Regions from separate parts of the Homo sapiens genome. Here regions 2, 3 and 4 are each linked to region 1. A link is a contact called in ENCODE Hi-C or POLR2A ChIA-PET data. All regions are on one chromosome and are shown on one strand. The core of a region is the stretch at or near the end of the contact, and the rest is flanking DNA. Distances in the headings are between cores, read along the strand shown. Region 1 holds the start of STX12 (syntaxin 12). Region 2 overlaps AHDC1 (AT-hook DNA binding motif containing 1). Region 3 overlaps EYA3 (EYA transcriptional coactivator and phosphatase 3). Region 4 overlaps AHDC1 (AT-hook DNA binding motif containing 1).

What was found. Hi-C counts contacts between places; a loop is a spot of excess contacts on that map. ChIA-PET counts read pairs that join two places held with the same protein, here RNA polymerase II (POLR2A). Pooled maps may share reads with other maps.
Region 2: a loop to region 1 is called in a pooled map, with 4 times the contacts of the local background. The contact joins the enhancer-like site here to the promoter of STX12 in region 1. A Hi-C loop is called at or near these places in 3 of 37 single-sample maps with no recorded cell type and 9 of 50 pooled maps. POLR2A ChIA-PET finds 5 or more read pairs at or near these places in 3 of 52 experiments (PC-9, activated CD4-positive, alpha-beta T cell and naive thymus-derived CD4-positive, alpha-beta T cell).
Region 3: a loop to region 1 is called in a pooled map, with 2.5 times the contacts of the local background. The contact joins the enhancer-like site here to the promoter of STX12 in region 1. A Hi-C loop is called at or near these places in 3 of 50 pooled maps. POLR2A ChIA-PET finds 5 or more read pairs at or near these places in 8 of 52 experiments (GM12878, HEK293, K562 and 4 more).
Region 4: POLR2A ChIA-PET joins it to region 1 with 12 read pairs in AG04449. The contact joins the enhancer-like site here to the promoter of STX12 in region 1. A Hi-C loop is called at or near these places in 3 of 37 single-sample maps with no recorded cell type and 9 of 50 pooled maps. POLR2A ChIA-PET finds 5 or more read pairs at or near these places in 7 of 52 experiments (AG04449, GM12878, MCF 10A and 4 more).

Annotation. Positions count from the first base shown.
Region 1 is chr1:27,771,928-27,774,536 of GRCh38, forward strand. It overlaps STX12 (syntaxin 12), which reads left to right and starts at 1,292. Exons shown (of 9, transcript NM_177424.3): 1 at 1,292-1,498. The coding sequence starts at 1,381. RefSeq lists enhancers at 1,012-1,161, 1,128-1,628, 1,282-1,431, 1,629-2,129 and a silencer at 1,542-1,751.
Region 2 is chr1:27,556,071-27,558,679 of GRCh38, forward strand. AHDC1 (AT-hook DNA binding motif containing 1) reads right to left here. Exons shown (of 9, transcript NM_001371928.1): 5 at 2,235-2,460. Among named protein-coding and RNA genes, the nearest start is that of AHDC1, 47 kb to the right of the region's middle. RefSeq lists an enhancer at 1,412-1,501. Within about 2 kb of position 1,326, at least 32 of the 41 ENCODE cell types and tissues checked have a DNase peak (open chromatin) inside an H3K27ac peak, as active enhancers do; they include PC-9, where a contact is called at or near this core.
Region 3 is chr1:27,991,172-27,993,780 of GRCh38, forward strand. EYA3 (EYA transcriptional coactivator and phosphatase 3) reads right to left here. Exons shown (of 18, transcript NM_001990.4): 14 at 2,229-2,389. Among named protein-coding and RNA genes, the nearest start is that of XKR8, 33 kb to the left of the region's middle. Within about 2 kb of position 1,305, at least 8 of the 41 ENCODE cell types and tissues checked have a DNase peak (open chromatin) inside an H3K27ac peak, as active enhancers do.
Region 4 is chr1:27,573,192-27,575,800 of GRCh38, forward strand. The region is part of intron 3 of AHDC1 (AT-hook DNA binding motif containing 1); the gene reads right to left. Among named protein-coding and RNA genes, the nearest start is that of AHDC1, 30 kb to the right of the region's middle. Within about 2 kb of position 1,325, at least 7 of the 41 ENCODE cell types and tissues checked have a DNase peak (open chromatin) inside an H3K27ac peak, as active enhancers do.

The DNA of each region.
Region 1 (2,609 bases), core at 42-2,541:
CTACTCAGAGGTTAGGTGGTAGGACCTCCTGAGCCCAGGAGAAGGAGGATGCAGTGAGCAGAGATCGCGCCACTGCACTCCAACCTGCGTGACAGAGCGGGACCCTGTCTCAAAAAAAATAAAATAAAGAAAAAATCCTAAGGCCATATACAGGCTCATTCACTTTGGGTCTCCTTTCATCCAGGCAAGCAGCTTTCTGTCTTTGCATTTTCCAAAGACTACAAAGCAGGCTGGGGTGGGGTGGGGTGGGGTGTAGAACACAGGAAACGCAGCCAGTTCCCCTTCACTTCTCACTATCTTGATCTCCTCCCAAACCAAAATCCTATGTCTTTCCTTTTAACATAGGCTTACAAAAATGCAGTTTTCTGTGGGAACATTGAGGTCATGCATTCCAAATTACTTAAGGGAACGATTTTTAAATTTTAGGAATCTAGTTCTCCAAGATATCCCGGCTTGGGATATAGATGAACGAGCTATTTGGGAGAGATTTAGACGAGAATGAATTTTAGAGAAGTAGCGAGGTGAGGAGAGAGTCAGCTTAGCGTTTGGGTTTTGCAGTCAAATTTCAGCAAGGCGAACTAACCTCGCTGGTCTTAATTTTCTCATCGGTAAGAGGGAAAATAATAATGCTTACTTTGATGAATTACTTTACTTCAACATTTAAAAAACCGACTCTCCGTTATCTATTCTAATGATAAAAATATAGATAGAGCATCGTCCCCTGCTGTGAAAAATCTTATGAACAAGTGAATTGCGGTGAGGATTCACATAGTATGTGCTCAATAAACATTATTTTATTGTTTAGATTAGAAGAGGGGTGGAGGGAGAAATGAAAGTGGTTTGGAAACCCCAAACACTACCAAAGCCCTGGGGATGGAAGTAGAGAGGAATTTCGGGTTACGATTTGGTTCCGGGTCTGAGTTTCAACGTTGAATTCTCCCATATTTGGGCCTGAATTCTCAGAACAGAATAGGATGTAAGGGCTGAGATCATCTGGTACAGTTTTATGCAAATCGAAAATTCTTGCCTCTTGTCACTGTGCCCTGGCGAGAAACAACACCTCCACCCAAGCTCATCCAATCTCAGCCCCAACTAGGTGACGTCATCTCCCCGCCCTGCATCCCCAAGCCTCGGGGAGTCCTGTCTCTAAGCTACAGTCCCAGCTCCAGTCCCAGCTCCAGTCCCAGCGGCGCCTGCGCACTTTGGACCGGGGCGGGGAGGACGCGTGCGCGCCGCGTGAGGGCGGGGCTAGTGCGCACGCAGCCTTAGCTCCTTCCCCGCCCTTGCTCTTCCCAGTTTCTCCGTCAGCCTGCGGGTCCCGGCTGGCGGCTGCTTCCGGTAGGAGAGCGGTGTAGAGCGAGCAGGTCTCAGCTCCTCGTCATGTCATACGGTCCCTTAGACATGTACCGGAACCCGGGGCCCTCGGGGCCCCAGCTCCGGGACTTCAGCAGCATCATCCAGACGTGCAGCGGCAACATCCAGCGGATCAGCCAAGCCAGTGAGCCGGGGTACCGAGCTGGGGGGCGGGAGCTGTCCCGGGGACAGGCCTGGGTGAGGCTGCCGGGACGCAGGGCCCGGCTGGGGCTACGGCCGAGGCCACACCTGGGGCTGTCTCGGGCTGTCCACCCTGGGGGCGGTGGGCTGCCATCCCCCAATCTGTCAGGCCCGGGTTGCCCGAGGGTCCCCGGCCCCAGCTGAAGCTTGAGCTGCTTCTCTGGAGTTCTGCCCCCACGGTGCTGGGACCAAAACAGCCGACTTGACAGCCCGAGGGTGGGAAGGGGAGTGTGTGTCACCTCGAGAGCTGTGAGTGCGTTGACTTGGCGCAGTGGTCAGCCGAGTTTCTCCTGTCACCCACCTTCCTCCCCACCCACCTCGCTTTCCTCTTAGACCAGTTTGGATGGGGTTGTTTACTGATTTAGCCTTTAGGTTTACATTCTGCTCAGCCCCTGGCTCCTCGGAAATCAGCAACTTTCAATTAAGGGAAGTGGAGAGTGCATGTGTTTGGGTGACTTCATACACAGTTCTTCCTGTAATGAATTCGGAAATCAGACACAATGACTGGTATTTGAAAGGTGGGATGACTTCATTTTAATAAAGAGAATTCACCAACAGCATTTCAATTTACATTATTTTGTCTTTTGTAACAAATAATTGGGGTGTATTTTTGGATTTCAGGCAGATGAGGCTTTTGTTTTCCTTCCCTACTTAGCTGCTCTTGAACAAATCTGGTACACAGGGAAGCTAAGACACTTAGCCACAACCACATAGCAAGTAAGGCATGGTAGAGTTGTTGGTGGAATTCAGAATGCTATTGCTTGTCTTAAAACTCCCTCCTCCCCATTAGGGTCTGAGTGAAACTGTAGCTGAATGAGTCAAATACAGGGTGTTTCTTGTGCTTGAAAATCATCTTGGAGCCTTATAAACAGGAGATCAGCAGCAGCTTTACTTGGAAAGAATGGTGGTCATCATCCTTGTTGTTTATTATTGTTTTGTGAGCTTGGCGTACTCTGTTAATAGGTAGAACTAGTTAGTCCTGAATTACAATTATATTCTATATTTTAAAGAGTGTCACTTTGCTTTCGTTTTTAAACTTTTAAAAATTTTTCTTT
Region 2 (2,609 bases), core at 76-2,575, 220 kb before region 1:
TGAGCTTGCCCATAGGGACACCAGCTGGTTGGGAGGGGGCTGGGGGCCCCAACCTGCTGTGCACAGTGCCGGGAAGCGCCAGCCCACATCCTTGAGTCCCCAGCCCCACCCTCCCCGGCTGTGGCTGTGACCACCCCACCCCTTCCCCAGCCCTCCTTCCCCTCCCCCACCCACTGCCTCCCCAGGGGAGCCAGGCTGCCAGCCCCAGCTCTCACTTCCGGCCTCATGACCCTCTCTCCAGCTTGCACACTCCTCCTCCCCCACCATTTCCCTCCCAGCCTGGTTCGAAGGCCCTGGGATGTCCTCAAATGGAAAACACTGCATCAAAGGGGCCATTACTGCTGCTCTGAGACCTTCCCATCACCTCCCTTTTCCTCCAGGGGCCTTATCTCTCAGGATCTGTCCCTCAGGGACTAGTCATCACCTCTGTCCACCTCCTTCCCTTCAGCCGCCTACCTGCCCACACAGTAACACCTGAATATCTTCTTTCAACCTGATCCCAGGCACAATATCATAATACAAATAACAATGATGGCAATAATAATGGCAGCTGTCACTCATTTGGCATCATTTAAATAGAGGCACAGAGAGGTTAAGTTATGCCCTTAAGAACAAACAGCCATCTCATTCAATTAAGCTGGTGTCTGAATTTAGGTTGGGCTTCTGTAAATCAAACTTCTTTGGTGTCCAGAGATTCAGCGCCCTCCCCTGCAGCCTCCTACAACGGTCCTAGTCCCAACCATCAGTTCTAATTTTTGACTTCTAATCTATCCTCCTCTCAGCTTCTAGTCACCACCTCCCACCAACAGCCATCCAACTAGATGCACTACTCTCCCTCGCCACTAGGTGTCCCCTTGGAGCCACTGATGCCCCCAAGGGGAGCTGGCCCTGCCCCGCCCCCTGGGGCCATCAGGGCCCCCCCACAGCACAGCACAGCAGTGCACACCCCACCCCACCCTACCCCCAGCCACACAGAGCTCCTTTGTGCAACCCTCGCCCACCCCCTTCCTCCCTGGAACAGGGCACCTGGCAAGCAGGTCTGCCCCAGAACCGCCCCCTGCCAGCCCCCTGCCCTGGGTGCCAGGTGTGTGGGCGCCACCGCCAGCTCTGGCTGGACCCGAGGGTCACCCTGCCGGCGGCCCTCCCTTCCTCCCTCCGAGGTCACCCAGGGACTAAGCTTCCCGCCCTGCTCCGCCCCCCTCCCCTCCTGCCCTTGGCCCTTCCAGACTCCCGTCCTTGTCTTTCCTTCTGTCTCCCGGAGGACTCCCCTCCTCCAGCCCCACTAGGCCTTCCCTGCAGCCTCTCACCCCCGCCCACCTCCTTCCCCAGAGAGCTCCTTGTTCCACGCCCCCCCGCTCCCCGCCCAGGTCTGAAGAACTCCTCCTCCTGGAAAGTTGCTGCTGGAAAGGAAGTGACTTCAGCAATTTGGCCACAAGGCTGGGCACTGCTGAGCCCAGCTCAGCTCAAGGCTTGCCCAACCCACCTCCAAAGCACAAATGGAGCCACATGTGCACATCACTCCCACTGTGCACCCAGAACCCTGAGCACACACTTAGCCAGTGTACACACAGATCCCCGTGTGCATACACCGTACCATCGCAGTGTATTCAGATCTTGTCTATACACACATCTCTCCAGTGTACACTAGCACCCTTGCACACATGACATCCAGTGTGGCACACACAGTATCCCCACACCTGCCCAGTACACACCCAGAATCCTGCATATTCATACTTCCGGGTACCACATACACAGCCCTTGAACGCTCCCCAGCCCAGTCCACTTACACAACTCTTGTATATTACCCCATGTGCACGGAAGGACAGAGCCTTCCACACACACCTGCTTGCACACAAGCTTGAGTGCCCTGTACATTTACATTCGGATACACACAGCCTCGCATCCTCCCACAGCTGTACCTCCCCACCCTTACAATCCCAGGAGACTCCACCCCCAGACCTCAGGCCCCAGGAATGCTCCTTTGGAAGTAGGGTGGGGTCCCCAGGCAGGCTCAGCTCTAGGGAGCTTCCTGGAGCCGCAGGCTTCATGTGTCAGTTCAGGGAGTTGCCTCTGCAGGGCAGGGCAGCTTCACCTGGCTCTGCAGCTCCTGAGCCTGGGTGGGCTAACCTGGGCCAGGAGTAGGGAGGTGGGTCCTGCCACTGCCCCCGCCCCCTCCCTGTCCTGCAAGGGCACCTTAGCATACCTGGGCTACCCAGGCCCTCCCAGCACCTCACCTTGGCCTCCCAGTTCTCTGCTTCCACAGACTCCGGTAGAGAGGTGTCCTGGGGGGGTCAGCAGCTGCACACATCAGGCACTCTGGTTTCCACCTCTGCCCTGAGTCCTGGTCATTGTCACAACCCCTTTCTCCTCCCAGTTCTCTCAGGTCATCAAGGCGCAGGGAAGAGTCCTCAGGCTAGGAGGTAGGACTCACTGTATATCCATGAGCCTCAGTTCCCCTTTCTGGATAATGGGGAGTTTGAGTAAATGTTGGGTTAATATGTTTTGATTCTGTAAAGAAGCTCTTTTTGACCTAAGCTGGGAGGGGATCCCTGTTGGGACTGGGAGGCAAGTTCCCCTGATCCCCACTTCCTGGGGGTGGCCCAGGCCCA
Region 3 (2,609 bases), core at 55-2,554, 220 kb after region 1:
TTAGCATTTCTAATCTCTCTGTAAAGAAACGAAACCCAATGAAAAAAAGGGCCCTAAGATTACACAGTAAGTTTGCAGCTTTTGGTCTTAAGAAGTCTTTCCACTACTCCACAGAACTTCCATGGTGACTACTTGTCCACTTGCTTCAGAACATGTTGACATGAAATTCCAGGTTGAATGACTAATTCTCCATACTGTACTTCTGAAACAACTCCAACTGATAAGACACTAAAACACTACCCAAGACTAGATATCTAAGCACAAAAGAGAGCTCATATGATGGGAGCCTGCTCTCAGACACTTCAGTTAAAATATTCAAGCAGTAAATCTGGATCTGAATTTTCTACAGTGAAGGTTAAAAAAAAATCCTGTATTCTATTAGTAATACTCCATAAAAGCAGATGGCATTTTTGTGAGGAGGAGAACTGGAGTATAATTTGTTTTCAGATTGATGGTTCCACAATGTAAGCCTAGAATTAGATGACTCTTAACATTTTGGATAAAACAAAACGACAACAAAACCAGTACCTATATATGATATACTCAACTAATACATGATGTGGCGCTTTCATCAATTCATATTGTACAAAACATACAGCTGGCCATTAATTTTAATCTATTCTCCAAAGTAGGCTCAGAGGATTCTCACACAGGGTTACATCGCTTTGTTCAGGAAACCAGGTCCAGGCATTGGGCAGGGAAAAGATAAAGAGACTCAGGCTGTATATGAAAACTAACAAAAGAAAGGCTAATGTTTGTGAGAAAGAAAATGCAAAAAGATGTGGAGTTACCAAAATAAAAAATACTGGCTTTGAATCATGAGAAGAAATAAGCAACAAAAAGGGGAATCTGAAAAAAGTAAATTAGATTCCTGAAGTCTGGAAGCCCATGATTTTTATCTGGTATTAGAGAGCTGTAACTGAAATGAACCAAATTGATCTGTAAAGTCTTGTTCCTACTTTCTGCGCCATATTGTAAGGCAGCATAGTATAGTACAAGGGCTCTTGACCTTGAGTAAAATACCTCTAGGCCAGCAGTCCTCAACCTTTTCAGCACCAGGGACCAGTTTCGTAGAGGACAATTTTTCCATGGACCTGGGTGGGGGGCGAGAGGTTTCGAGATGAAATTGTTCCACCTCAGATCATCAGGCATTAGTTAGATTTTCATAAGGAACATGCAACTAGATCCCTTGCATGTGCAGTTCACAATAGGGTTTGTACTCCTATGAGAATCTAATGCCGCCACTGATCTGACAGGAAGTGGAGCTCAGGCAGTAATACTCACTTGCCGGCCTGCTCACTTCCTGCTATGTGGCTGTGCTGCCTGGTTGCTAACAGGCCGCTGACTGGTATCAGTCTGAGGCCCGGGAATTGGGGACCCCTGCTCTAGGCAGGCTATGTAATCCCTGAATCTTTGAGCAACATTTTGTATGTATTTGTATCTTTGATGGTGATGGTTTACAGTTTTAAATATTTTCTCAAAAGAGTACCTCACTATAAAAGGAGCTGCATGAAAGTGCACTGGACCAAAAAGTTAGGGAATGTGAATTTCAAACATGGTATGGTTACAAATTTGCAATGTGACCATGAATAAGCTGCCCCCACTACCCCTATGATGGACATCACTTTTCTCAACTGTAAAATGAGGAATTCAGATTAGACTTCTGTCTCTTTTAATTCAAACAATCTATGATTAATTAATTCTAAATAATAGAATTTTAGGCTTAGTGGCATCTGGCATTTGAAATATTTCTGGTCAGAAAGAATTTCCAAGATTCTTTAAATCACAACACATTGATACTACCAACCTACAATCCTGGACCTAGATTTCTGTCCACGAAAAGTTACTAGCTAGTTCTACTTAACTTGTCCTGATAGTTATATAAACCAGCCAAAAAAAAAAATGTGGCACCCTATTAACTAGCGTTGACAGCAGTTGTGATACATGTCATCAAACATAATCTACAGAACATGTTTCCTTTAAAAAGGCATTTGTCCAAAGACAACAAGAGAACTTTCCAAAATTATGCTTAGAGAAGCCCGTTAGAAATATAGAGCTTCCTCCCAAAAGGTTTCAACCAAACCTCTATTTTTTTAAATACAGAGTTTAACATATAACTGTGGCATAATTTATAAGCAGTTGTCATGGGGAATCTAAGGAATCCCTGGAAAGAAAAGGAGGAAACCAGGAAGAAACAGAGAATCAGACTGGTTATATGCCACACTTACCACCCACGTTGCTTTTATGCTTATCATAGATTTCTCTCACTTTCCGGTAGCGGAAAGCTAGTTTCCTCATCCAGTCCACACCTCCCTGAACACCCACAGATGAACCATGGCTGCCACTACCTCCTGAGCCACTGAAACCATCTGTTGAGAAACTGTAGTTGCTGCAAGGAGAGAAGATAATAAAAATTAAAATTTATACAGCATAAAGTTTTTGTTTGAGTGCTATTTGGTTGGGTTCTTGGTATCTGATAAATAAGGCCAATGGCTTTAAGGATCTTCTTCCTTAATCTCTGTATGTCAGAGTCTATCTTTCATTAGTTCTCTATCTCACACTTATTACTTCTATCAAAGAAAGGACTGAAATGAGAGAGGGAATGAAAG
Region 4 (2,609 bases), core at 75-2,574, 200 kb before region 1:
TATCTCCTAGGACACATCAGTCAACACAGGCTTGGAGCCTGTCAGAGCTAGAAGGTGCCTTAGGGAGCCACTAATCCAACCTCCTTCGCTATGCAGGAGGAAGGAAACCAAGGCCCAGAGAGGGGAAGCAGCCTGCCTAACGTCACACAGCCGAACTCCTGGTTGCCCTTTTCTTTCATAGTTCCCCAGTGGGAGCCCTCTATGTGTGGTAAAGACACTGGGGAGTAGGGTACAGTTAGCCCAGAAAGGCTTTTCTGAGGCAGAGGGAGGTGGAACCGACTAGTTGGGAGGGGAATCTGTAGTCCTAGAGAGTTTATGAGAACTGCCCAACAGTGCATCCAAAGACATGAGCACCTCGCAGCCCTGGAATCTGGGCCACATAAATTTGGTGGGATCCAGGCTTTGCCAAAAAGAGCTGGTGGATGCTCATTCCTGCTCCACTTCCTATCCCAGCGCCCCAGAGAGCTGTCTCCCCAAACCAAAGGCAAGGGAAGGTTACAAAGTTCCCTATACCTGGCCTTGAATGCAAGTTCCCTCTGTGGTCCAGGGCATCCCTGCCTTTTATTATTTACGTAGATCTCTGCCAGGAAGCCTCTGCGATGCATGAGTAAAGAGGTGTTCTGCCAGGTAGTTTTTATTTCAACTCCATTTTGCAGAAAAGCAAACTGAGGCTCACAAGAGGTAGGGTAATTTGCTCAAGTTCACACAGACAACAAATGGGGCCTTGAGCTCCTTCCAGTACACCAGGGTCTTTCCCAGTGGACATGGAAGGCCAATCAAACAGGAAACAGGGAGAACTGGGGATAGGAGAGGTTGGGAGTTGACACAGGCCCAGGCCCAACATCCTGGGCTAAGGAGGAACCCCGAGGCATCTGAATTTGAATCTGGGTATCTGGCAGTGATGGAGTGAAAGGTCAGCAAGGAGATGAGAGGAAGAGGAAAGCAGAATTCCACCAGCCTCACAGCCTGCCTGGACCATCCCCTGGGGAGCCAGCCTGGAGCTCTCTGCCAGCCCCCGCCCCACCCCCAGTGGAAGGCAAAAGGAGCACTGTGAGGAGACTAGTGTGACAGAGACCTTGGGAAGTGAAATCTCACAGGCTTGGTGCAGGGGAAGGGAATTCAAATGTTTTGGGGGCTACCTCTATTCCTCAGGATGGGGCTGGATGTCACACGGGTGCCCTTCATTTCCCACCCTTACTATGTGCAGATGCTATGCTAACTGATTGAAATGTTGTGTAACTTTGAGCCCCACCACAAGGCCATGGCCTATCTAGTGTTATCTAGTTTTTCACGTGAGGAAAGGGAAACTCAGGAGTAAAAGGACTTGTTCAAGGTCACACAGCCAGCGAGTGGCAACTGTGGCATAGGTGAAGCGTGCCTATCCCGACTGCTTTTGTTTACCATGGTGAGAGTATGCTAGGTGGGGGCAGGAAACAGAACTGAACAAGGGCCACTGGCAGGGGGAGAAGGGTCCACCATCAGATGGGGAAGATGCCTGCTGAGTTGCCAAAAGGTTCATCAGTTTACAGAGCACCAAATGGTGCTGGAAGGGAACAAAGTTGTGGGAAAGCGTCCCTTCCCCTGCCCAACAAAGGGCAGGGTAGACCTCTTTCCTTCCCCAAGCCATAGTGCCAAGAGTGAGCCCTGAGAGGTCACATACCTACTCCTGGATTCTCAGGGCTCTTGTAAAATGAAGCCCCTCCCATCCCGGGGCCCTTCTCTGGACTCTGGGGCCTGCAAGGTGCAGAAATGCTCTCAAAGAAAGCTACTGTCGCCGTCGGGAAAATTATCCAGGATTTTCCCAGCACATCTGCCCCCACATCGGCTCCGCAGTTGGGAGGCGGGGCGGGGGTGCTGCATGCTGGGAGAAGACTGCCTTGCCTCCCTCCTAGCAGCCCTCAGATTCCTCTGGCTGGAGCAAGAAGCTCCAGTCCGCAGGCCCAGCACTTCTCAGGGCCCGAAGAGCCCGCCTCCGAGTTTTCCCGCCGCCGCCGCCGCCTCTGGGGCTACCTGGCAGGCTAAGCTGCCCACTGATCCCTGCCACCTCCGCCCCCCTCCCAGATGAGGCCACAGAGTTTCTGGCTCCTGGAGGAGGTGACGGGCGGAGAGGGAAACCAGGCGGCTGGGGGAGGGGCGTTGCCTGCACCTGGCCCTTCTCCGCCGCGCAAGCCGGGAGGGGCGGGACTGGACCCCCGCCAGACCCGAAAAGAGAGGCCGAGGAGGCGAGGGGTGCTCTCTCCACTCCCGCAGTCTGGGGCCGGGCGGCGAGGTCTCCCCCCACCACCCTCGCCGCGGAGGCGCCCCCTAGGGTCGGGCGCCAGGCGCCCCTGCCCGAGCTGCGCGCTTAGCTCGCTCCCCCGGCCGGCCGCGCTCTCCAGCTGCAGGAAATTCCAGAAGCTCTCCATCATCCCCGCGCAGCGCGCAGCCCGGGCTGCCAAGGCTCCCCGAAGGAGAGCCACATGCCGGCCGGCCGCGCGGCCCGCCCTCGGCCCCCACCCGGTCCAACCCGGCCGGGTAGCCACGTCTGGCCGGGCGGGGGCCAAGCCGGCCGCCCCTTCCCGCGCCCCGGGCCCGGCGGAATGCGTGGCAGCCCCGACCGGGGGCTATTT